Linked DNA regions of Homo sapiens: regions 1, 2 and 3 are each linked to region 4. The links are chromatin contacts, found by Hi-C or POLR2A ChIA-PET in ENCODE. All regions are on one chromosome and are shown on one strand. The core of a region is the stretch at or near the end of the contact, and the rest is flanking DNA. Distances in the headings are between cores, read along the strand shown.

Region 1 (6,489 bases), core at 685-3,184, 780 kb after region 4:
TTGACGGTCACCCCCAGTCCTGGTTCCCTCTTGCCCCACCCGGCGAGAGCCAGTTTCGTCATGCATGTCTTTGCAGACTTCTTATGCTTCACAGTCATGTGTGCGTGATCACAGACAACACAGCGCTGTACTGTGTGTGTGTGTGTGTGCATGTTGTTTGCTTTTGGTTTTGTTTTACTAAAAGGCATCATGCTGTAAGGCTCATGCTATAAGCTACTTTTATTTACTCAGCGTCTGTCCTGAAAGCTTCGAGATTTCTCATTCTTTTAACTGTGCAATAGATTCCTGGCTCTGGCCTGTGCACCCTGCTTATTCAGGCATCCTCTGCTGCATGGACATTTACATTGTTTCCCGTTTCTCGCTGTCATGAGGAGGCTCACGGAGGAGGAGAATTTCTGGGGGGTGGGTTAGGTGTGTGTTGTGCATTTAACTGACCCTGGCTGGTTACTCTCCAGAACGCTGCTGCCAGCTCCCTCCCTCCAGTGGGCCCTGAGTTCATGCTTCTGTAGATCACCCCCCTGCCCTTGATGTTACCAACTTTAAAACTTTGCAACCTGATGGCTGAAAGTTAGTTTTTCATTGTTCAGTTGTTTTTCTGATTTTTGGGAGACTGGACATTTTCCTGTGTTTGCTGACCGTCTGCATCTCCTCTCCTGCTCTGTGCACCATCACCCTGCTCCAGCTGCTTCCTGCAGCCTCCCTCCTTCCTCTCCACCTCTCCATGTCCTCCTCGTCCTTCAGTTTCTTCCTAAGGGCCCATGGGCTTTCTTTGGCTTTTACGTTCCTCTCACTCCGCCTTTGGCTGTTGCTGGGCCTCCCATCCCCTGGGAGGTTTCAGACGATGGGGAAGACACAGGAGTGCAGTCGCCATGCAGTGCAATACGGGCTGTAATGTTCCTCCTCCACGGCCTTTATTGAGGACTTACTGTGTGCCAAGAACCTGCTCTAAGAATGTAACTGTGCTCCCTCCCTCATTTCATGCTCATAACCGCCTGTGAGGCGGGCAATGTTCTCATCCTTTTTTTTTTTTTTTTTTTTGAGATGGCATCTCTGTTGCCCAGGCTGGAGTGCAATGGCACGATCTCGGCTCACTACAACCTCTGACTCCCAGGTTCATTCTCCTGCCACAGCCTCCCAAATAGATGGGACTACAGGCACGCGCCACCACACCCGGCTAATTTTTTGTATTTTTTTTTAGTAGAGATGGGGTTTCACCGTGTTGCCCAGGATGGTCTCGAACTCCTGAGCTCAGACAATCCACCTGCCTCGGCCTCCCAAAGTGCTAGGATTACAGGCGTGAGCCACCATGCCCGACCTCATCCTTGTTTTACACAGAGAACATGGAGGCACAGAAGAGTTCCATAAATTGCCACCAAGGCCTTCTGCTAGTATGCAGCAGAGTCAAGATTCAAACGCAGGCTGTCCGGTCCTGGGGTTCAGCCTCTCCAGTGCTCTGCTAGGTGTTGGAGAGGGTCAAGGAGATACAGAGAATGAGTACCACCTGACAGGCTGGGACAGTCAGGGATGGCTTCCTGGAGGAGGTGACACCTCAATGGAGCCTTGAAGGAAGAGCAGGAGGAGCCGACCAGGCAATGAATAGAATAAGTATACCCAGGAAGAGGGAAAGGCCTGAGTGATGCTGGGAGGGTGGAGAGCTGGCCTGGCTTGGGGTGTGTGCCGGCGGGCAGGAGATGAGGACCAAGGGATGGCCAAGGCCAGATCTAGAAGAGCCTGGGCCATCCCATAGTCAATACCTCATCGCAAGGCCCGGCAGGCCTTCCACTGCTCTGTGTGTACCCCATGGGACGCCAGGAGCCTGGGCCGCAGCCACCCACCTGGGCTCCTGAGACCCAATGCACAGGCATGGGGGCGGGAGTGGGTGTGGCTGATTTACATCCAACAGGTTGAGGGGAAAACCCAGGAAGTGCAGCCCAAGCACTAATCAAATCTAAGACTAGTAATAAGCATCCTGAGTAATGAGTGGCCTGGGCCGGAGCAGGCGAGGTGGCCGGAGCCGTGTGGACCAGGAGGAGCGCTGTGAGTAGCCGGGCAGGAGGGCAGGAGGGCAGGTGGGAGGTGTGAGGAGGGTTGGGCCTGAGTGCCGTGGGGGTTGCAAGGTCCAGCAGGTGCAAAGCCCACAGCAGATCCACACACTGGGGCAGTCCCAGCCTCCCCAAGCTCCTGCACATGGAGAGCCCCGAGTCTGGATGCCTCTGGGATGTGGGGCTTGCCTTCCGTGACAGAAGCCACTGAGGTTGCAGGGTTGGCCACACCGGCAGGAATTCCCTTTGTCACCATGGCCCCTGCACAGCCCCCATTTTCCCCCTTACATGCCCGCTGGACCATTTTAATGCTAATCTCAAATACCAGATTGTTTGAGTTGTGGAGACCACAGGATTTATTCCTTAAGAACACAAACCCTAAAAACAAAACAAAAAACTAAGCATCATACCTTCACCCCTGCTGAAACAACAATTCCTGAACATCATCACATAGCCCGCCAGGGTTCAAACTGTACCAACTGTCTCACCAATGTCTTTCTCAGTTGACTTGTTCAAATCAGCCTGTCCCACATTAGACTTTTGGCTATGTTTTAATCTATAACAGTTTCCACCCATTTTTTCTGTTATATATTTATATTTATATTTATCCTATAGCTTTCTTTTTTTTTGTTTTGTTGTTTTGTTTTTGTTTTTGTTTTTTGAGACAGAGTCTTGCTCTGTCACCCAGGTTGGAGTGCAATGGCATGATCTCGGCTTTCTGCAACCTCCGCCTCCCGGGTTCAAGCCATTCTCCTGCCTCAGCCTCCCGAGTGGCTGAGATTATAGGTGCCCACCACCACGCCCGGCTAATTTTTTGTATTTTTAGTAGAGATAGGCTTTCGCCACGTTGGCCAGGCTGATCTCAAACTCCTGACCTCAGGTGATCCACCTGCCTCAGCCTCCCAAAGTATTGGGATTACAGGCATGAGCCACGGCACCCGGCCCGTATAGCATTTTCATCAGGGTGGGTTTCTAAGGTTTTATGAAAGGGCCCCAGGTCCTTTAGTGCAGACAGAACCCATGGCCAGATGGACCCGGGGCACAGCCTAGATTCACAGCCTCTGCCTGCTGCTCTGTCCCACACCTCAGGCAGGGAGCAAATTTGTTCTTCAGTCCTTTTTTGTGTCCAGCCACCAAGTCCCCAGAATCTACACAGCCAGGGGCTCAAATATGTAAAGTTTCTGAGAGACTTGGACAAGGCAGTGACCAGAGGCTGCCTTAACACAGGATGAAATTGCCCAGTGCTCTGGGGCCACGAGTCAGGACCCAGCTAGAACTGTGACCTGGCAGTGGCAGAAGCTGTCTGGTGCTGCCGAATCAGCCCTGGCCGGTTGTCCACTGGCCCACTCTGGGACCTTGGCTGAGCCGCTTCCCCTCAGTGTAAAATGAAGAAGACTGTCTTTCCTACCAGACATCCCTCAAACACACAAAAGTGCTTTGATGAAACTACCAGACCCCCTCTTGGGGAGTCATGAGGAAAGGCTCTGAGAAGCCCTGCGGTTAAAAAACTGCCTTGACTTTCTTTAACCCAGTGTTTTTCAAACTAATCCGACCACAGAGCTCTTTCTTGGTGCAGCACCTGTTAACCGGCCAAGCCCGTGAGGAGGCACAAGCAGAGGGCTCTGAGAATCACCCTCCTTGGCTGCTCTCTGGTCTCGGGGTGCAGGAGAGAGTCTCCATCCTGCATCCAAATTTGTGGCGGCCCAGAGTCTGAGCCCAGCCCACACAGCTAGTGTCAGAGAGGTGTTCCCTTTCTTCCCTTTCCATCAACGAAGCTTCTCTCTCAAGCTTCTATTCTGCCTGGCTGGTGTCAGTCATGGGGTTTTCCTGCCCTCCTTTGGCACTTGATGATGGTTCTGGGATTTTATGTAGGTCCACATGGTGGTAGAGGAGGGGGCGGGGACAGGCCCTCTGGTCAGCTTGGCATCTGCTGTCTGGTCAGTCAGGCACTGTCTCTCTGTCAGGTCCAGTGGCTTTTGGTGGCTTTGGTCCAGGCAATGAATGGGTCTTGGAACATCTCCAAGGCTGCCCTTGTCACATAGAACGTCCTGCCCACCTTCCACTCAACCAACCCTTCACGGTGATATGCGGCGGGTGGTGGCTTTCTCCCTCTTTGCTCCCCAACCCAAAAGTGGGGAGAATCGGGTCTGCCTTTAATTTTGTTTGATCCTTTGATTTTAGATTTGCCTTTGAATAGATAGTATAGTCAGATGGTTTGAAACCCAGAAAGTATTGAAAGATATATAATAGAAAGTCTTTTCTTCCTCCTTGTCCTCCATCTGCCCAGTTCCCACCTCCCCTAGAATAAGCAGCTTTATTTACATATAACTTACATGCCATGAAATTCACCTGTGTAAAGCATACAAGTCTGTGTTTTTAGTATATTTACAGAGTTGTGCAACCATCACCATAAGCTAATTTTGGAAGATTTTGATGACCCCAAAAAGAAACTTTGTCAGTCTTCATTCCTCCCTAGCCCCAGGCTAATCTACTCTCTGTCTCTATAGATTTGCCTGTTTTGGACATTTTCCATAAATGGAATCATATGTGATGTATTGTGACTAGCTGCTTCCACTTGGCATAATGTTTTCAAGGGCCGTCCATGTTGTAGCAGGTATCAGTACTTGCTTCAGTTTTGTGGCCAAGTAACATTCCACTTTATGGATATGTCATGTGGCTTTTCCAGTCATCGGTGGATGGACATTTGGGTTGTTTCTACTTTTTTTGTCACTGTGATTATTAAGAAAGCTTCTATGAACTTTTGGATTCAAGTTTTGGGTGAACATGTCTTCATTTCTCTTAAGTAGATAGATACCTACAAGTGGAATTGCTGGGTCATATGATAAATTCTATGTTTAACATTTTAAGGAACTGCAAAATGCTTTCCAAAGCAGCTGCACTATTTTATAATTCACTTCATGCATGAGGGTTCCAATTTCTCCACATCTTCACCGACATTTGTCATTGACTGTCTTTCTCATTCTAGCCATCCCAAGGGGTGTGAGGTGGTATCTCACTGTGGTTTGGATTTGCATTTCCCTAGTGACAAATGATGTTAAGCATCTTTTCATGTGCTTCTTTAGCCATTTATATGGTTTTTTTGGGGAAAATGCCTATTGAAATATTTAGCCCATATAAAAATTGGGTTGCCTTTTCATTATTCTGTTATAAGCATTCTTTATATATTTTGGATACAAGCTCCTTTTCAGGTATAATATTTGAACCTATTTTCTCCAAGTTAGTGAATTGTCTTTTTACTTTCTTCATGATTTGCTTTGGAACACAAAAGTTTTTCATTTGATTAAGTCCAATTTTGATCAATCTTCTCTTCTATCACACGCACATTTGGTGTCACTGCCTAGCCTCAAATCATGAAGATTTACTTCTATGTTTTCTTCTATGAGTTCTGTGGTTTTAGCTCTTACATGTAAGTCTATGATCTACTTTGAGTTAATGTTTGTGTGTGGTGTGAGATAATGGTCCAAATTCATTCTTTTGTATGTGAATACCCAGTTGACCCAGCATCATTTTTGAAAACACTATTCTTTCTCCCATTGAATAGTCTGGGTATCCTTGTTGAAAATCCATTGATCATAACTGTTAGGCTTTATTTTTGGGCTCTCAATTATATTCTGTTGATTTATGCCTGTCTGATGCCAGTACCACCCTATCTTAATTAGCATTGCCTTGCAATAAGTTTTGAAGTAGGGAAACATGAGTCTTCCAACTATGCTTTGTTTTCTTTCAATCCATGAGCATGGGATGGCTTTCCATTTATTTAAATCCTTAATTTCCTTCAGCAATGTTTTTTAGTTTTCATGTATGTCTTGCATTTCTTTTCCTTTCTTTTTTCTTTTTTTTTTTTTTTGAGACAGGGTTTCGCTCTTGTCGCCCAGGCTGGAGTGCAGTGGTGCGATCTCGGCTCACTGCGAGCTCCGCCTCCCGGGTTCATGCCATTTTCCTGCCTCAGCATCCCGAGTAGCTGGAACTACAGGCATCCGCCACCACACCCGGCTAATTTTTTGTATTTTTTTTTAGTAGAGATGCGGTTTCACCGTGTTAGCCAGGATGGTCTCAATCTCCTGATCTCGTGATCCACCCACCTCGGCATCCCAAAGTGCTGGGATTACAGGCGTGAGCCACCATGCCTGGCCTTCTTGCATTTCTTTTATTAAATTTTTTCTTAAATATTTTCCTTAAAATAGTGTGTTTGGTTTCTTTTTTTTTTCTTTCTTTCTTTTTTTTTTTTTTTTTTTTTGAGACGGAGTCTCACTCTGTCGCCCAGGCTGGAGTGCAGTGGCGTGATCCCCACTCACTGCAAGCCCCGCCTCCTGGGTTCACGCCATTCTCCTGCCTCAGCCTCCTGAATAGCTGGGACTACAGGCACCCACCACCATGCCCGGCTAATTTTTTTTTTATATATTTTTAGTAGAGACGGGGTTTCACT
Region 2 (6,494 bases), core at 155-2,654, 560 kb before region 4:
TGTAGGCTGGTCTGCAGGTGTAAAGGTCTGTGTCGGCAGACTCATCAGGGTTAGAGGTAGTGGATGCCTGGCTGGCCTGATCCTGGATGTGCTCCATCTCACCAGGACACAAATCATGCCCCTTCAACTTCCGATGAGGGTATGAGCGGATCTGCTTCAGCAGGTCTTGATGTTCAATGATGGACTTCTCCACACTGGCCAGTTCATTGGCTTTCTCAATTGCCTGAGATGAGTAAAAGCCTTTGTCGTTGGCTTTCTTCTGGATCTCCGTTTCTGTGTGTAGCACTGTCCTGGTGTAATCCAAGTCTTTCAGCTTTTTTTCAAGTTCCCCAGCAAATGCCTTCCTGTTGCCAGTCTTCAAGCACTCAGAAGCTCTGGAAAATTCGGCTGAAAGCTCCTGGAACTGCTGCATGATTTTATGCTGGTCTGCAGAGATATAAGCCATGCAAAACGGCCTCACGAAGCCACGGGCCTCCAGGTCGTATAGGGTAAGGTGGTGCACGTATGCAAAGGCGCCCTCCTTAGAATCTCCCAGCACCACCTTGGAGTCCTCCACGAAGTTCAGCTTGGGGTAGGCAGATCCAGGAGGATGGCCCACGAAGGAAGCCTGGTAATCCACAGACATGATACGCAGGGAGAAGTAATTGAGATCAAAAGTGCCAAAAACTTTGGTGTCATTGGGGATGGTCAGTAAGGGTTGGGGTCCCACCTGCTCAGAGAACTCGGAAATAAGAATGAAGTCCCTCGAAAACTTGGCCCCGGACAGTTTTGACCAGGGGTTAGCACCCTGACTGGCGAAGGGGAAGAGCGGCACCGAGTACTCCTCAGGCAGGGCCGGCTCATTGTAAGGCTCTTCTTCATACTCTTCCTCTTTGGTGAAGGCCACTACGTCAGGGGCGCTGATCATATTTCCAGATATATGAAGAAAACATTGAGAGGAAGTGGGAAAGAATGCGGTGTTAATCGACGCGCAGAAGGCAGGCCTCCGGAGAAGGAAGTGAAGCCCTTACGGCCTTCTTTGCGACTCCCCGAACCCGGGGTCCTAGGCTGCTTCTCACACACCCGAGGAGAAGAACTCTAGCAGCCCCCTCACAGTTGTAGCTCCTCCGGAGCTCTCTGAGGCCTCATGAACGCCAAGGCCGCAGGCCCAACTGCCCTTCTCTTCTTCGTCCGGCGAGCGCGGCCAGCACAAGAAACCTGCTGCGAAATCACCTGCACTCTCCGGAACCCACTGCGACAGCAAAAGCCCCCGCTCTGAACAAGGCTTAACGCGAGGCTACGGGACGCCGCAGGGGTCAGCCAAGCGCTGCTGCCCCTCACTGCCCGAGGGCAGAAACCGTCGCGGCTCCTAGGACGCCACAACCCGGATCCTGCTACCGCGGCGCCGCCATCTTGACATCACATGACTCCTGGTGTCCGCGCCGCGTGACCCGGAAGCGTCCTCGTAGACTTCCGAGCAGGAGATTAAAAAGTCATGAGAAAGAGGCCTTGGATGGGAGTGTCTGGCGGCTCCCCGCAAGAAGGAGTCCGATTAACCAACCACTGCCGGGAAGGAGGGGAAAGAGGGGCGGAGTGAGACGGGGGCGGCGGGAAGGTGGCAGAGGGGAACGTGCTTGGACGAGGGGCGCGGGACAGTCTGGGAGTTGTAGTTCCAGGTCGCTGTGGGGCGCGCGCCTGGCGGAAGTAGCTGGAGAAGGCGGGCGGAAGTTCCACGCCAAGATACTGGATTCGGTGCTGAGGCGGCGGCTGCGGCACGGGAAAGGCTCAGTGACTGAAGCTCCAAAGGCCAGCAGGCTGGTGGGGACGTGACCGAAGCGAGGCTCTGGTTCCCTTTCGGTGGGCGCCATTTGAGCCTCATCTCTGGCTTCCCCAGGATGCGCCGGCAGCCGGGGAGCGGCTCCGGGCGCGAGGTCTGAGGATGATCTTTCCTGTCGCCCGCTACGCGCTCCGGTGGCTGCGACGGCCCGAAGACCGTGCCTTTTCCCGCGCCGCCATGGAGATGGCCCTCCGAGGCGTGCGGAAAGTCCTCTGTGTGGCCGAAAAAAACGACGCGGCCAAGGGGATCGCCGACCTGCTGTCAAACGGTCGCATGAGGCGGGTAAGAAAGCGCGTTCCGATCAGCTGCGTGCCTTAAGGGAGGCCCACCGAGCGGGACAGCGTGGTGGGCGCCAAGAATCGAGATGAAGGCGATTATCTCCCATTTCTCAGGCCTCACTGCCCCTCGTCTGGATTATTGCAGTGGCCTCCTGTCTGCTCTCGGACTGGAGTGCATTTTAAAACGTAGTTGATACATCTCACTCATTTGCGTGGAAACCTTTTGTTTTGCTTGCGCTTAGCAGGTTCCCAAACTTGTCTGATTCTCGGAATCGCCTCGGGCGCTGGCTGCCCTTCGGGTCTTGTGTGAGGCTGGGGAAGTGTGTATTTTACTGTTTTTCCCTAGAGATTCAGAAATTCATTTGGGAACTACTGACCAGATTCCCTTAACTTGGCATTCAAGCCCTGCCCGATCGTTCCCCAGCCAACCTAGCCCTCCCCATCCTGTGCCACAGCCACTGCATTCTACAGCCCTTGTGACTTTCCAGCCTCACAGTGCACACTTACAGCAACACGGTAAGGTTTGGGGATTAGATTTGAAGTCAGCCCTGTTCCTACCCGAATGAACTGATTCTGAGAGAGGTAAGTGGTAAGAATGTGTTCTACACACACGGGAGGCACAAACGCAAGGGAGGATAAGAAAAAGTTTCATAAAGGAGGTGCCACGGGAGACATAAAGAGCTGTCCAGGAAAATATCTCAGATAACAAAAGTAGATCCTGAAATGGTTTTCTGGAGAACTTTTCTAAGAGCATGGGTGGAAGTTCCCTGCTCATTTTTCTTTAGTTCCCAGGGTCCTAAGACCTGTTTCCAGATCAAGGATAGTGGGAGTGGAGCCAGGGTTGTGTGAATGCTGGCTGACAGCTTTACCTGTTTCCAGTGCTAGAAGTCCTGGTGACCAGCCCCAAGGTTTGTCTACTTCTAGACAATGAAGTAGACATTGAAAAATGGTTCTCCTACGCCTAACTTCTTATCCTTCAAGGCTCTGCTGAATTCATTCTCTCTCTCTCCCTTTTTTTTTTTTTTTTTTAAGCAATCCAGAGGTCTTGTATTTATCTATTTTTACCCTATCATACCATGAATCCATAGGGAATAGGTTCCAGCGGCTCAGGCTCTTTTCCATTGGTTCTCACAAAGTGTACTTCCCTCAATGGAACAGGCTGGCACTTCAGGTGAACCCTTTCTCTTTGACTTGCTTCTTTTTTGATCATTTTCCTTCACACATTTCAGGAAAGATCTTGGTTCTTAGAGTGCTTAATATGCTCAATAGAAACATTAATTCTTTGGGCAAGAATCTAGCCCTTGTTCGCAGCAGTGCCAACAGCATGCTGGGTAACATAGACTTTTCCAGTTCTGCCATGTAACATTTGTGGGTCATTCCCTTTTGAACAGTATGCATTCTCACGAAGTCCTCAATATCACCTTCATTGTAGATTCTGGTGTCTGTGGCCAGAGAAACTCCATATTTTTGTTTTGTTTTGTTTGTTTGTTTTGAGATGGAGCTTTGCTCTTGTTGCCCAGCCTGGAGTGCAATGGTGTGATCTCAGCTCACTGCAACCTCCGCCTCCCGGGTTCAAGCGATTCTCCTGCCTCAGCCTCCCTAGTAGCTGGGATTACAGGTGCCTGTCACCATGCCCAGCTAATTTTTTGTATTTTTAGTAGTTTCACTGTGTTGGCCAGGATGGTCTTGAACTCCTGACTTCAGGTGAGCCACCCGCCTTAGCCTCCCAAAGTGTTAGGGTTACAGGCGTGAGCCACCGTGCCCAGCTCGAACTCCATGTTTTCTATAAGGCCAGGAGAACATACATCAGATGCCTCGTCCTCTTTTCCTTTGTGTTCGTCATTTTGGCAAATTACTCCAAGATGGCAGTTCCAGCCAAAAGGAAAGACTTTTCTTGGAAAGAGAATTTTTATTTTTATGTACAGAAAACACAACAGTGTGTACTTAACCCAGTTTAGTGGCAAATTCTTTAGCCTTTGCCTTTTCTAGGTTGGTAATGCAAGCTACAGATTTTGGACCCAGGGCATTGCCTCCCCAGTGACAGCAGATCTCATATGTCGTTGTAATTTGTCCCACCAGCTTAGCCAGAGCTCCTTTGTCTACCAGAAAGTTAACCTTTGTGAAGGTGACAGTGGTGCAGGTCTTCCTGTGGAATTTGACACCACAGTCTTGACGGTGCAGTAGAGAATCCCCATCTTAGGACACAGCACAGGCAGGAAGACAACCAGCTCAATGGGATCCACCACCAGCTGACCCTTCATGCTCTCTACCAAGTTGGTGACGGTGTCAACCCCTGCTCGAAGTGTAGGTGGTCTCTTAGTAGCGACATCCCCTTTGCTGGAAGCTTTCTTCTCAGCCTGGGCCAACGGTTTCGATCTCATCCCTTGCTCTGTCTCTTGTCTGTACTGTGGGCCAGCTTAAGCAATTGAGTAGCTTAAGTTTGGTAGTCTGAGGCCTGGGTGAACTGGTCAATCCCAGGTGGCACATCAGCCACTTATAGAGTACAGCGGCTCTGCCGCAGCAGCCATTTATAGCGGGACTATTTGACAAAGTGGGTGAGGCCCTTAGGCTAGATATCCAATGCCAAAATTATTAGGGCTTTTCTCAAATGGGATTTACCACCTTTTTGGCCTACTGCTGCTCCATGACAACAGGGGCCAGGGCCACTTCTTCCCCTTGGCCATCTTTCCTTTTGGCATCTGGGGCGGCTAGAGGAGAGAGGCTGCTGAAATGTCTCATCTTCAAGGAATCCTTCCCTCACCACCTGTTCCCCCACACTAGGTCAGAGACCCTTACTGACATGCTGTCATAGCACTCTATTCTACTTGAAAGGCATCTACTAGTTACAGTTAAATAATGGGATGTGCGATCATTTATTTGATTTTTGTCACTGCCTCTCCTTGGACTCTAAACTCCAAAGGACAGTGATTATATTTTGTTAATTGCTATGTCCTAACGCCTAATATGGTGTCTGGAATGCAGGAAACTTTCAATAAATATTAATACTTGGGCTGAGCGCAGCGGCTCATGCCTGTAATCCCAGCAGTTGGGGAGGCTCAAGCGGGCAGACCACCTGAGGTCGTGAGTTCAAGACCAGCCTGGCCAACATGGCAAAACCCCATCTCTACTAAAAATACAAAAATTAGCCAGGTGTGGTGGCGGGGTCCTGTAATCCCAGCTACTCACGAGGCTGAGGCAGGAGAATCGCTTCAACCCGGGAAGTGGAGCTTGCAGTGAGCCTAGATTGCGCCATTACATTACAGCCTGGGCGACAGAGTGAGACTCCATCTCAAAAAAAAATTAGGCCAGGCATGGTGGCTCATACCTGTAATCCCAGCACTCTGGGAGGCTGAGGTGGGCGGATCATGAGGTCAAGAGATTGAGACCATCCTGGCTAACACGGTGAAACCCTGTCTCTACTAAAAATACAAAAAATTAGCCGGGCATGCTGGCAGACGCCTGTAGTCCCAGCTACTCGGGAGGCTGAGGCAGCAGAATGGCATGAACCCGGGAGGTGGAGCTTGCAGTGAGCCGAGATTGTGCCACTGCACTCCAGCCTGGGCAACAGAGTGAGACTCTGTCTCAAAAAAAAAAAAAAAAATTCATAGTTGTTGAATGCATGTTTGAGCTGAGCCTGAAAGTTTTACCAGGCAGTAGAAACTGTAAAGAACAACCTAGTGGCTTGAAACTGCTTGGCATATTCAGAAACAGTGAGAAGTTAGGGGTGTGGTGTGGTGGGAAGAGACACCGATGAGTTAAGCAAGAGCAGCAGTTGAGTGCAGATCATAAGAATCTTAGAGAGCCATGTAGGTTGAGTGGTAAAATGCACAGAAAATTGACCATTTTAATCATTTTGAAGTATATAGTTCAGTGGAATTTTGTCCACTAAATGTGCCACCATCATCATTATCTAGTTCCAGAAGGTTTTTTTTCACCCCAAGAGGAAGCCTCATATCCATTAAGCAGTCACTCCCCTTACCCTCTCCTCAGCCCCTCACAACCACGAATCTGCCTTCTTTCCCCATGGATTTGCCTGTTCTGGGCATTTCCTATAAGTGGACCCATATCTTACATGCTCTTTTGTGTCAGGTTTCTTTCACTTAACATAATCTTGAAGTCCATCCATGTTGTACCATGTATTAATATCAGTTCTTCATTCCTTTTTTTTGGTTTTTGAGAAGGAGTCTCTCTCACTGTCGCTCAGGCTGGAGTGCAGTGATGAGATCTCGGCTCATTGTAACCACCGCCTCCCAGGTTCAAGCGATTCTCCTGCCTCAGCCTCCCAAGTAGCTGGGATTACAGGCACCCACCACCACGCCCAGCTAATTTTTTGTATTTTTAGTAGAGACAGGGTTTCACTATGTTGGCCAGGCTGGTCTCAAACTCCTGACCTCATGATC
Region 3 (6,678 bases), core at 1,518-4,017, 580 kb after region 4:
CCTGGGTAGACATCTGGTCACCATTGAAGGGGCTGGGGCCAAGCCAGGCAGGCAGCCCTGAGCCTAAGTGCTACTCAGAGGCAGGCCCCGGAGCATGGCTGGGGGATGTCACTGACATCCCGGTTCCTGCTTGTTGGGGACTTTCTGTCAGGACTGTAGTGAGTTTGATCACTCCTAAGGCCTGGGTTTGCTCCTTGCAGGCACTGCGTCAGAAGCCCCAGATTCCTGCTACAGCAGGCCCAGGGGAGGGGAGCGCCCTGACAGCCACAGCACCCAGCATGCTCGCTACTGGCTCCTGCCCCAGTGACAAAGGGCAGAGCTCAGGCTCAGGTGATGCTGGGCTTGCTACAATTCCAAGGGTGGGAAGTAAGTGAAATCCCCTACGTTATTCCCACACTGGCTGCAGGAGGCTGTTTCTCTCTCTACGTCCTCTGGATTCTCTCCCGGTGGCTGCTCAGCCCAAGGCTCAGCCAGCTCCCTCTGGGGTTCATCTCCCCCTAGGCTGTTGTCTCCACTGAGTGCCTCCTGTAGCCCCACATACTGAGCTGACCACAGACACGGGGGCCCCTTAAGAACCCCGAGGGAAGCATTCTCTGGTCTCAATCCCAGAAAAGGCTGTGCTGCTCCTAAGCAACTTGCTGTCTTTGATTTTGTAGCAGCTGAGACTTGCGGTCCTTTCGAGCGAGGCAGGACAGAAAAACAGAACAGAACAAAAGACACAGATCAGTGCACATCAGATGCCACATCAAAAAACACCACTGAGAAGTACGGTTTCTGGGCAACTGCATTTCCATCTTCTTGAAGGGTTGGGTGGAGTCTTCAGATACAGTTGAGGAAAAGGATGACACCCACCCATGCCTGTGCCTCCTAATGTCTCCTGGGAGCGCGAACACGGCCCCATCCTGCCCTGTTGCACCACAGACATCTAGGAAGTCCTCGACTTTCTGCTGGGGCCAGCAGGACTAGCCCTGCACTCCAAGGATTTTTATTACGGAAACCCAGCCAAGCCAAACATCAACTTAAAAACACATAAGGAGGAGGACCCCATCCTGGGGTTTCTCTCCATCCTTTTCAGTCTGCCCTGGGGCCCAGACAGTCTGCTCCCTCATCCCTGCTCTGGCTGGTTCCCAGCCACTGTGAGAGGCCCCCACCCACTCACTGCACAGAGTTACTGTCAGGGGCCCGTGGGTGTTGCACAGCCTCCCTGGAAGGGTCCTGTCAGTGACAGCCGGTCCCATGTCACTTATAGACATGGTCCAAAAGCCCAAATCACTAATAGTGAACTTCAAACTCCTTCAAGAAAAGCTCAAAGATACTAGCTACAGTTTAGCCTCAAATAAGTAGTAGAATCTTCAGTAAGAAAACCGTGAACCAAAAAAGAACAAGTTTCCTTTTGCTAAACAAAACGTTATGTTTAAAGAAAAATGCCCAAGCTAAGTTTTCAATCAAGCCTAAACCATATTTGGGTATAGGGGACTTAGAACTGTAGAAAAATAAAACCAAACTGACTAGGCTTAAAACCTTCAACTCTTTAACCAAGCCTCAGGATGAAGTCCTTCGGACGGCGGGGTGCTGTGGGTGTGCCTGAGAAAGGGCCAGCATGGGGAGGAAGACGTGGTTCTTGCTTTCCTCCATGTTCTCATTCCGGGATGAACGAGATCAAGCTACTGAGCCGGCAACTACTCATTCTCAGGGTGTCTCCCACCATGGGCCCTCCCCCACCTCCTCTCTGGCATAGGGCCTTCAATGGCACCTAGTGAGAAGCTTTTGTTTTATTAAAAAAAAAAATACTGGTAAATATTTCGCCCCTATTGCTTGTAGTTATCACGCTCTTCTGAACCATCTTCACCAAGCTCTAGTCCTGGTTTATCCATTCCTAGAATGACCACCCTGTTAGCCTTGACAGACAGAGGCCACTAAGTGGCTCACTAGGTGGGCGAGGCCTTTGGTGACGGTAGACTTCACTTGCCAGTGTGGACATCTGTAAATTCCACCTCGTGACAGAGGGCAAGACAAGTGTCCCCTGAGGGGGTGGAGTGAGTTCAGCCGTTGTGCACAGATTATCCAACATGCATGCTGATGGGTGCCTGGCTCTCTGCCTGCCCACCAGGCTAGAGGAGCACCTCACTGCCAGGGTCATCTCTGTTAAGAGGTTAGAGTGCCAATTAACTCCCCAGAGCAGGTTAAAGAAACCTCACTTGGATTTGGTATGTGTTTGTTGGAGCAGGATGAATTGAAATAAAGTAACCATGACACAGGCGTTTGCCATGGGGGTGTGAGCAGTGCATGCAGGCGGTGGGAGAGGCGGTTTACCTCCTGCATGGGCCGGGAAGCGGGTGCATTTCAGGTATCCCACGAGACCTGCTCAATTACGGACTGTCAGAGGAGAGAGCAGACATGAGACACACAACCAATCCCAAACACACGCGGTGCCGCTCCCACCTCCGCCCGCCCTCCTGTGCATGGCTGGCTCTGGACAGCACACTAAAGATGTACTGCTTCCTGGCTGGGGAACAAGAGCAGGCAGCATCATCTCTTGGAGGCGGCACCAGTGTCACAACAGTGATGTGCAAGGAACAACACAGGCACAGCTGACAGCAGGCCGACATGAGCAGGGCTGGGTGAAACCTGGCCTCGAGGCAGGAGCTGATCATGCCAAGCACTGCTCTTCACAGCCCTGGCCTGTCAGTGTCATTGCCAGGAGGTGGCTCCAAGACAGACACAGAGCTCAAAGCCACCAGAACCAGCCCAGCAGGGTGAGCTCGGGCTGGCTCAGTGCTGGGCCCTGGGGCTTTGGCAGCTGTGGCCCATGGGAGCACTCATACTTCAATTTGGGCTACTCTCCCCAGTGTCCCTCAAGCCCCTCCCACCAGGGGGCTGGACCCCAGACTCACCTTGGACCTGATGTTTCTGAGTTGCCGGGTGACACAGGATCTGTCTTTCTTCAAGAAGTCAGGGTTGCTTTTAGATTTCATTATATCTGCGGTATATAATGAAAACAAACAGACCTGTTACCTTTGCTTTCTAAAACCCTCTGGAACCAGACTAAATCCTGAAACATTTCCCAAGCTTCCTACTGCAGCATACTTAGGACAATTCCTTAAACAACTCTAAGGGAATTCAAAGCCAATAACCATAAAACATGCTAGATCTCTTCAGACCACCATAAAACACCAGCACAATGGGAGAATGTGTATGTGGGGCCCCGCCAGGGCTTCCTGCACTGTGACTGTAGCCCACAACAGCATTCCCTTCAAAGGGACTTGGTCCCCTCACTCTGGTGTGGGACCTCAATGCTGAGCAGACCCCTACCCCCATTATCCATGATTCTCTACCTTCCTCCTGGTAGCACAGGGCTGTCTAAAGCAAGATGATAAGGCCAAGGCCTTCTCATTGTCCACCCACCCAGATAGCAGTCCTTTAGGCTTCTTAGAAATGTCTACTTAAGTACCTGTAACACAAACAGATACTGAGTCATATCACACATCCTGTGCATGTGTGGGGTTTTTTGTTTTGCTTTTTTTTTTTTTTTTTGAGATGGAGTCTTGCTCTGTCGCCAGGCTGGAGTGCAGTGGCACAAACTCAGCAGCTCACTGCAACCTCTGCCTCCTGGGTTCAAGCGATTCTCCTGCCTCAGCCTCCCGAGTAGCTGGGACTACAGGTGCGTGCCACCATGTCCAGCTAATTTTTGTATTTTTAGTAGAGACGGGGTTTCACAATGTTGGCCAGACTGGTCTCGAACTCCTGACCTCGTGATCCACCCGCCTCAACCTCCCAAAGTGCTGGGATTACAGGCATGTGCCACCATGTCCAGCTAATTTTTGTATTTTTAGTAGAGACGGGGTTTCACAATGTTGGCCAGACTGGTCTCGAATTCCTGACCTCGTGATCCACCCGCCTCAACCTCCCAAAGTGCTGGGATTACAGGCGGGTGCCACCACGCCCGCCCTCTGTTTCTTTTAAGAGACAGATTCTTGCTGTGTTGCCCAGACTAGAATGCAGTGCCTATTCACAGGTGTGATTCCACCACAGGTCAGCACAGGTTTTTTTTTTCTTTTTTTTTTGAGGCAGGGTCTCATTCTGTCACCCAGGCTGGAGTGCAGCAGTGTAATCATGGCTCACTGCCATTTCCACCTGCTGGGCTTAAGTGATCCTCCCACCTCAGCCTCCCAAGTAGCGCTGGGACTACAGGTGCATGCCAGCAGTCCCAGCTAGTTTTTTTGTATTTTTTGTAGAGACAGGGTTTTGCCATGTTGCCCAGGCTGGTCTTGAACTTTTGAGATCAAGTGATCTGCCCACCTAGCTTCCCAAAGTGCTGGGATTACAGGTGTGAGCCACTGCACCTGGCCAGCACAGGAGTTTTGACCTCTTTCATTTTGACCTGAGCCAGTTCACCCCTCCTTAGGCAACCTGGTGATCCCCTACTCGCAGGAGGTCACCATATTGATGCCAAACTTAGTGTGGACACCTGATCGACTTAGCTTTGTGTGTGACTGCCTAGAACTCCTGGGCTCAAGTGATCCTCCCACCTCAGCCTCCTGGGTAGCCAGGCCTACCACCAAGCCTGACTACTCAAGGTATTTATGGAAAAATGAAGTCTTCCTCCCAGCATCTGTCAGTACATAATCACTATTCCTTGCCTGACAGAAAAAAAGTTGATTTTTTCTTTTTTGATATTAGTGAGCTAGCACATCTTTTCCTGTTTGTGCGTCTCTGTATAAAAAATCAAGATGAAGGTCAAATGAAATTATGTATAATCTGGCCAGGTGCAGTGGCTCACACCTGTAATCTCAGCACTTTGGGAGGCCAAGGTGGCTGGATCGCTTGAGCCCAGGAGTTTGAGATCAGTCTGAGCAACGTGGTGAAACTCTGTCTCTACTAAAAATACAAAAATTAGCCAGGTGTTTTGTGGTGCACTCCTGTAGTCCCAGCTACTGGGGAGGCTAAGGTGGGAGAATCCTTGAGCCTGGGAGGCGGAGGCTGCAGTGAAATCACGCCATTGCATTCCACCCTGGGCAACAGAGCAAGACCCAGTTTCAAAAAAAAAAAAAAAAAAATTACGTATGAGCTGAAAATGCTTGATAAAATGTTAACTCTTTCATCCTTCCTGCCATCTATTTTTTACAGGGTACCTAAATGTTTTTAGCCAAGAAAAAAAGGGCCAGTTCTGTTGTTCATTCCAGAAAGCAGGGAGCTCCCTCCCATTCTCCACTCTATGGCCTTTTACAGATATTATAGTCAAATCCTAGGATCAAGCAGCTAGTGAGAGCTACTTCTGCCCAGTGGTTGAGTTCTTTAGAAAAATAAGACTTGTTATTATTTCGAAAATATTATGCTGATACTATGGGTTCTCCCTAGAGCAATCAGCACAGCATCCACTGCTGCGATGGGGAGAGCAAGGCCTGTCTGGGGCAGCCGTGTGAAGCTGGTGCTCCTGCTCCACTGGGATGCCTGGGTCTACAAGCATCACTGGGACTCTTCTGCTTCAAGTCAAGCACCGGGAAACCTCTACGACCAAACCCCCATAAGCCCCCCAGCAATAACCGAGAGGGCATGACCCGAGGACGCACCATATCCGGACACCGTGGCACTGTCAGGGGACTTCTCCCCCAGTGCTTCCGTTGCAGCCTTGAGCTGCTCCTTCAACCTGCTGATGTCACAGTCAGCCTTAGCCTTCGCGATGCTGAGCTCTGTGTAGATGTCTTTGTACTTGTCACTTGCGTACTTCTTGTCCTTGGGAGTGAAATGACAGAGAATGGTAGTTACATCCAGGAAAGAGGAGCACATACAACATGGCCTGTCTTCCTGGGGACTGAACACGGTAGGGAGGCTTGCTGTGGGCGGAAGAGGAGGCTTGTTCACCTCTGTCTTCTAGAGGCAGACAGTGGACAGAGAGGAAAAACCACGGGGCCTAAGGACACGGGCACAGCCATCAGGACATGGCAGGATAATCTCCAGGCCCGGTGAGTGCAGGAGGCAGTTCCGGGATTGCCCGACCAGCCTGGTGTGGCCCTGAGTGCCCAGGCCCCTCCCTTGTGGGCTTCAGCCTGGAAATCCTCTCTGTGTCCTAGATTCCCTAGGTGACTGAGTGACCACCAATGATTCTGTCATCTCCCCTGACTCCAGGAGTCCCTGGAGGAGGCTGGTGGAAGCCAGGGGGCGGCTCAAATGGAAGTCAAGCCTTGCCTCACTTCACAGGCCTTTTCTCTGGAACATTCCTCCCAAGGCACACAAAAAGCACATACACACTGAAGCTGGAGCCAGGCCAGGCAGGTTGCTCATGTCCACGTTCCCACAGCACCTGCCTGCAGGCTGGTCTTTTAAGAGGGCTTGATTTTGGAAACCTCCTTCCTCACAAGAGTAAAATCTGCTTCAGAAGAGCCCGCGCTGAGCACCAGCCTGAGTTCAGGAGGCGCATGTCACCTAGAGCCTGTTCCCGTACCCGCCCTCCTGTGGTGCGGTGGCCTTACCCGCAGTGCCGTCTGCAGCTCATCCTTGAGGGAGCTAATCTCCTGTTTCAGGTACTGTATTTCCGATTCCTTTACCCGCAATAAGACCTAAAATGACAGAGAGATCAGGGACCAATATTCAGGAGCAAAGAAACCTCCAGAGTCTCCACAGCAGGCTGAAGCGTGCAGAGGGCTCTCCAATCACCAGTGAGCAGGGCAGCCTCGTGGT
Region 4 (6,055 bases), core at 2,766-5,265:
TCTAGGCATGCTGTCCCAGGGTCTGAGGTCACACCACCCTTCCCCATGTGGGGATGGACATACAGCAGGTGCATCTTAACAGCTTGCAGAGAGCAGCCAGCCTCCCCTGCTTCCTGCCTGGGCAGGTGTTCTCACCTGCGCAGGCCTTGGTATCCTTATCTGCGCAATTAGGGTGATACTCCCCAAACCCAAATCTTTGTTCCTCCTCAGCTGAAAACCTTCCATGGCGACCAGAACCTCTAAGTAAAAACTCTCTTGCTTGCATTCAAGGTCCTGCACCCTCTGACCCCTGCTCCCTCTACCAGCCCCCCTCCCCACCAAAACAGGTCAGCCTGTAATCCACCTGTCAGCTGGGCAGCTTCATACCCCTGGGCCTTTGCATACACCAGTCCCTCTGTCCAGAACACACAGACCCTCCCCTGTTCATCCTTCAAAACCCTGCCCAGCATCAGCCCCCGTGAAGGGCCCTCTGCGATATCCTCACCGCCCTGAGTATGCTCCTCGTACATACGTTGATCATTGCACAACTGCAATTAGGGGTTGGCGCGTCTGTCTCCTACCAAGCCAGATGCGACAGGGATTGGGCCTTTTGTCTTTGTTTTAAATCTCTGGTGCCCAGATACTGCCTGCAGAGAAACAGGCACTCAGGAACGTCTAGCTGACAGGTGGGTGAGTCGGTAAACAACATCTGCACAGCCCTTTCCAGTTTACGAAGCCTTTTCCTGTCCTCCATCTCACAAGCTTCCTCTAACCAGGGCAGCAAGGAAGGGAGGCTCCCGGAGCCCGTCCCTGTCCATAGGTGCTGCCTCTGAAGGCCTGGGAGCTTCAGGGCCCCTTGTCTTCACCTAGGCAGGAGCTGGGGTCTTCAGGGCTCACCAAAAGCAGCTGGGACCTCCTTTCAGCTGTAAGCCACCCATTTCCTCTGCCAAAGGCTCCCTCCCCGCCCATCCCCTGGAGAGGGTTTGCTGAGTGCCCAGGTGGTGGCCGGGTTGGTAGGGCTTGTGGCGGCCCTGCCATCCTGCCCGGAGCTGCTGGGATGCGGCCGCTGGAGCAGCAGCTCCACCACCGAGTCTTGGTAACAGTTGCTATGTAAAACGCTCGGAGGGGGAATTTACTGTCAGCGTTAATAATAGATGAAGGTTTCAGAATTTCTGATGCCTTACGTTCTAAGCCGTTTGATTTATAATGTCTCTGGAAAGGGAGAGATGAGGGTGGGGGCGAGGTAGGAGGCCCAGAGGCATGAGCTGGGAGCTCATCTCCCTGCACCTTTGGCAGACAGGGAAACCGAGGCCCAGAAGGGGAAAGCTACTGAGTCGTGTTCTTCCAGAATGCCAGGACCCGTGGGGACTTCAGATGCCCAACACTGCCCTGTTCCATGGGAGGGGAAACTGAGTCTCAGCCTCTCCCGCCCCGGCGCCTGGGGTTGTTTTGATGGATTACTGCTTCTCCTTTTAGCGTGAGCAGGTGTATCTCAAGTAGTCTCCGGAAGTGGCACTGATGGGCGCCTGCGGCGGGGGCTGTGTGGGGCTGATTACAGGCGCTACAGAGGCAAAATGCGAGTCCTAACTTCCCTTCTGCTTAGCTGCAAGTGGTAGTGGTTGTTGAGTTGTGGGAAAAAAAAATCCTCCGAGAAGAGGCGGCAGCCACGGCTGGGCAGGAAACAGGGCTGTTTAACTGGGGTCCTGCTGTCCCAAGAAAGCCGCAGTGCCCGAGGGGGAAGGTGGAGCGCAGGCAAGGCACACACTGGCAGGTGGGCCCCGCTGCAGCCAGGCTGTCCCCCACCCCTACGGCAGGCTGGGGTTACTGGAATTGAACTGGTCTGTAGAAGGGTTGCTGCCCTCTCTGTGCTCACATCCTGCCGCCCCCCGGCTTGGCCCACACTGCCTCCTGATCTGGAGCTCTCTCCTGCCTCCGCAAACCCACCTTGGCCTCTCAGTCCAGGCTCAGGAAATCTTTCCTGACTCTGCAGCCAGATGAGCTGCCGTCTTCAGGCCAGAGAAGCCAGGCCCAGGGCTGAGCACCCAACACCTCCACAGCTGTCCCCACTTATAAACTGGGGTGTGTCTGGGCTCAGGGTCTCCCTGCCTCAGGGAGCCAAGAGCTCTCCCTGGACCCCGCTCCAAGCATGTGACACCACCCTATCCCTCCCTGGGCCTCCATCTGCTCCTCTGTAAATGGAGGTGGCCAGCCTGACCCCGCGGAGATAGGGTGAAGTGTACACAGGGCCCGGCATTCAGCACCCTCTGGGGGCTGCCCGAGAGGGCCCACAAACTCTGAAAGGCAATGGGCATGCGGTTAATAACAATGGCAACAGTCATGAACAGAATACCGTTCCCACCGGGCAAGCACATCACCCCAGTGAACAGGTGGGAAGCCTGAGGCCTGGCCAAGCACACCTTCACAGAAGCCCCTCTTCCTCCCCGTCCACTTCCCTGCCTCGTTACCGACGAACTGATTTGCTTTCTCCAGTGCCCCCGACTCAAGCGTCTGCTTCACTAAGAGGATTTTTGGTCTATTTTGTTCACACTGTGTCCTGAGCACCTGGGACAGATTAGCACGTAGTAGGCGCTCAAGGATTTGCGGAAGACTCTATGGAGATTTTCTGATTTGAAGCTAGCACACTTTACTTGACTGCATCTACCTTTATACGTAAGGGAGGTAAAGGTGAAGAACAAGACAGTGGAAAGCAAACACACTATTTCAAAGGAGTTTCCAAAAATAAAAAAATTCATTCATGCCAGGTGCAGTGCTCACACCTGTAATCCCAGCACTTTGGGAGGCAGAGGCAGGTGGATCACCTGAGGTCAGGAGGTCCAGACCAGCCTGACCAACATGGAGAAACCCTGTCTCTAATAAAAATACAAAATTAGCCAGGCATGGTGGCAGGCACCTGTAATCCCAGCAACCTGGGAGGCTGAGGCAGGAGAATCACTTGAACCTGGGAGGCAGAGGTTGCGGTGAGCCGAGATCACACCATTGCACTCCAGCCTGGGCAACAAGAGCAAAACTCTGTCTCCAAAAAAAAAAAAAAAATTCATTCACTCCTGCTGTGGCCAGGCACCCCCGTGCCAGGTCCCATGATGGATGCTTAAGTTTCGCAGGCTCCAGAACTCCTGTCCCAGGGGAACAGGGACACAGGCAGTCCCAACAGGCCCTGCAATAACCAACCAGACCCCACATGGAGGCTGGCCAGGCCCTCCTGGCTTTCCATGGTGGCTAGGGCTCACGTAAGGACTGGGTGCACCGAGGGCCGCACTGGGGACACTGGTCCCTGGTGAGCTGCAAAGAGCGGCCAGCTGGATTTATCACTAAAGGGAGAGGGTTGGGGATAGGGAAGGGTGATGTGTGCAGAGGGTACAGCCCTGCCCAAGCTGTGAGGCACGGCAGGCCTTGGGGTGAAGAGAAGGCGGGCTTGACAGGGTGTAGGCCGGGTCTGAGGGATGCTGGGTGCCAGGGGAGGAGCTGGGCTTTGTCAGAGAGCCCTGGGGCGACCCAGCCAAATCTGAGGGTCAGGATGACATGACCCCATGGGAGAAAGCATGGCTGGGCCCAGGATAGGATAAGCAGGGAAGGATCTGGGGGGACGCACCCCTGCTGGCTAGGACACTGACTGATGGAGGAGGACATGCTCCTTGGAGGGACTAAGGGTCTCTGCTGGAGAAATGCCCCCAAACAAAGAGCTCTCTCCTGAGTCTACCACCCTCTGCCCTCCCTGGGCTCCAATGTCCAGGCCCCCTGCCCTTCAGTCAGGCCCAGCTGGGGCAAGTTGGTGAGGGTGACCCCAAGGTCGTGGCAAACAGGGAATGCCAACTCACCCTGCCAAGTGGTTCCAGTGCCCAGTGCTCTCCCTGCCCTCCTAACTCTAGGCCTACACCTCTCCTTTCTGCATCACTCCCGCCCCATCCACCCAGGGAGCAAAGCTGCCAGAAGCTAGAGCCCACTTAATCAGCCACTCAGCATTCCATAGAGCTGTATTACACACCATGCGCTGGGCCCTGTGTGGAGGGCTCACAGTCCAGCACTGGGGTGCTGCCAGGCTCTTGGGGTGACAGTGTGTAAACAGGCCTGCTAAACCAGGGTGGCAGCACCGTGACAGGAAGGCTCAGGCTGTGGGAGCTCAGAGGAGCCCTCTAAACAGTCCAAACGTCAGGCAAAGCCTTCAGGGGGAGGCATGGTGTGAATGTTGTGGGGGTACAGCTATGGCTATTTCCTCTCCTCTCCTGACCTCCCCGCTGTCGCACTCCAAAGCCTGTGTTCATAAAGCCGCTCCAGACAGGTGGGCCTTCTCTAATCCAAATTACCAGCCCTCTCAGAGCCTCAGTTTTCCTGATCTATAAAATGGACCCAATGAATGTAGACTGGGAAAGTGCTTACCAAGCACCTACTATGTAGTTACTCCTCTCTCCCACCCTCTGTGCAGAGACGGGCCTTGCACCCTTGCCCTATCTTCCTAACCCAAGTTGAGGCCTGGTGGCAGCCCCCCAACCACTGCCCAAAAACGCTTAGGGCTCTGGAGTACCAGGAACTGAACACTAGTAGGTACAGGCTGTCGGATATTATTTGTTATGGCTTTAATAACAGTTTACAGAGGGCCGGTTTCCCATGGCTAAGGCACATAATTTCTGTAACTTTACTAGTGCCACTAACTTGAGTTGTCATGGGAGGCAGGAGGGGAATTAAAGATCAGGTTAGGGAGGCTGGGCGCAGTGGCTCATGCCTATAATCCCAGCACTTTGGGAGGCCGAGGCAGGCGGATCACCCGAAGTCGGGAGATAGAGACCAGCCTGACCAACATGGAGAAACCCCGTCTCTACTAAAAATACAAAATTAGCCAGGTGTGGTGGCGCATGCCTGTAATCCCAGCTACTCGGGAGGCTGAGGCAGGAGAGTTGCTTGAACCCGGGGGGCTGAGGCAGGAGAACTGCTTGAACCCAGGAGGCGGAGGTTGCGGTGAGCCGAGATCGCGCCATTGCACTCTAGCCTGGGCAGCAAGAGCGAAACTCTGTCTCAAAAAAAAAAAAAAAAAAAAAAAAAAAAAAGATTGGGTTAGGCGAATGGCATAAAATGCCTTTGTACAAAACAGGAAGACACCCCAGGTGCCAGGCTGCACAGCTGGCCAGTGGCTCGATTTCTTCCAGGGATCCTTGTACAATGTACAACTTGTACAACCATACACTTTGGCCCTAGGTTCAGGTGAGTGTCAGCATGGAGGCCTTTCCCCAAATAGGTCTCCCCTGCTTTACAGACCACCCAGCCCAGGTATGAGACCTTGAGATCCAATGCAAAGTTGAAGTGTGTGTGGACAAGCACATTTTTCTGAAGAGGGTCTAGAACTTTTTTCCAAATCCCAAAGGATCCACAGTTCCTCCAGTCTAGACTTGAATCTGGAGCCAGGGTCTGGGGCAGAGAACGGTAGACTTTCTAGAGCCTGGAGAGGAGTTCAAATGTGTTCTGAGACACAGATATCTGTCATTCCATTTCTCAAATGATGGACTTAAGACTGAGTATCAAAACCACACACAGGCAGTTTGAATAAAAGGGCATTCCTGAGCCCCACCCCTTAAAATCTGTGATTTGAGGGTGGCCTGAGCCCAGGAATCTGCTCCTAGTACAAACTTCGGGGTGGTTTATAGCACCCAGCAAAGCTCAGGAAGCTCTGATTTAATACATTGTTATTAGCTTGGCTCAAATTGCATTTTCTTTTGGTGTTGGTGAGGAAACAATGTATATACCCCAGAGATCACCCAACTCCCAAAAGGCTATCCATGTATAACCGTGAAGCCGATTTCATGAGTTTAGCTCCCTTTTGTTTTGTGGGAGTGCCATGGGGGTAAGGGGTGTGGAGATTTTCTCGCTGCTCTACCACTCCAACCCCCACTCCAACCCTGTCAAGCCAGGACAAGGCACAGCAAGTAATACACAAACGAAGAGTCAGATGCTGGGGCTCCCAGGTCTGGTCGGCAGGGGTCCTGAGCAGCCCTCACTCCAGGCCCCTCCAGCCTGTGTCTGTGACCCTGCCTTCCTCCTGAGGCAGGGCCAGCCCCTGGGGCTCCTG

What was found. A loop is a pair of places that touch in the nucleus more often than their neighbours do. ChIA-PET counts read pairs that join two places held with the same protein, here RNA polymerase II (POLR2A). Pooled maps may share reads with other maps.
Region 1: a map with no recorded cell type shows a loop between it and region 4 (9-fold over the local background). The contact joins the promoter of TNFRSF13B here to the enhancer-like site in region 4. A Hi-C loop is called at or near these places in 4 of 37 single-sample maps with no recorded cell type and 5 of 50 pooled maps. POLR2A ChIA-PET finds 5 or more read pairs at or near these places in 1 of 52 experiments (common myeloid progenitor, CD34-positive).
Region 2: a loop to region 4 is called in a map of CD8-positive, alpha-beta T cell, with 11 times the contacts of the local background. The contact joins the promoter of SMCR8 here to the enhancer-like site in region 4. A Hi-C loop is called at or near these places in 2 of 168 maps with a recorded cell type or tissue (CD8-positive, alpha-beta T cell and naive thymus-derived CD4-positive, alpha-beta T cell), 1 of 37 single-sample maps with no recorded cell type and 8 of 50 pooled maps.
Region 3: a pooled map shows a loop between it and region 4 (2.9-fold over the local background). The contact joins two enhancer-like sites. A Hi-C loop is called at or near these places in 3 of 50 pooled maps. POLR2A ChIA-PET finds 5 or more read pairs at or near these places in 2 of 52 experiments (B cell and activated CD8-positive, alpha-beta T cell).

What each region holds. Positions count from the first base shown.
Region 1 is chr17:16,967,563-16,974,051 of GRCh38, reverse strand. It overlaps TNFRSF13B (TNF receptor superfamily member 13B), which reads left to right and starts at 1,934. Exons shown (of 5, transcript NM_012452.3): 1 at 1,934-2,037. The coding sequence starts at 1,977. RefSeq lists enhancers at 213-262, 333-502.
Region 2 is chr17:18,310,203-18,316,696 of GRCh38, reverse strand. SMCR8 (SMCR8-C9orf72 complex subunit) reads right to left here and starts at 1,404. Exons shown (of 2, transcript NM_144775.3): 1 at 1-1,404. The coding sequence starts at 907. TOP3A (DNA topoisomerase III alpha) reads left to right here and starts at 1,703. Exons shown (of 19, transcript NM_004618.5): 1 at 1,703-2,098. The coding sequence starts at 1,919. It also overlaps the pseudogene RPL7AP65 and the pseudogene RPL21P121. RefSeq lists enhancers at 1,344-1,393, 1,083-1,606, 1,734-2,083, 2,094-2,183, 2,131-2,654 and a silencer at 1,534-1,583.
Region 3 is chr17:17,176,305-17,182,982 of GRCh38, reverse strand. It overlaps MPRIP (myosin phosphatase Rho interacting protein), which reads right to left. Exons shown (of 24, transcript NM_001364716.4): 21 at 6,471-6,557; 22 at 5,571-5,733; 23 at 2,895-2,980. It also overlaps the pseudogene RN7SL775P. Among named protein-coding and RNA genes, the nearest start is that of PLD6, 27 kb to the left of the region's middle. Within about 2 kb of position 2,767, at least 10 of the 41 ENCODE cell types and tissues checked have a DNase peak (open chromatin) inside an H3K27ac peak, as active enhancers do.
Region 4 is chr17:17,753,176-17,759,230 of GRCh38, reverse strand. The region is part of intron 2 of RAI1 (retinoic acid induced 1); the gene reads right to left. RAI1-AS1 (RAI1 antisense RNA 1) reads left to right here. Exons shown (of 2, transcript NR_130894.1): 2 at 1-77. Among named protein-coding and RNA genes, the nearest start is that of RAI1-AS1, 10 kb to the left of the region's middle. RefSeq lists an enhancer at 1,596-1,695. Within about 2 kb of position 4,015, at least 6 of the 41 ENCODE cell types and tissues checked have a DNase peak (open chromatin) inside an H3K27ac peak, as active enhancers do.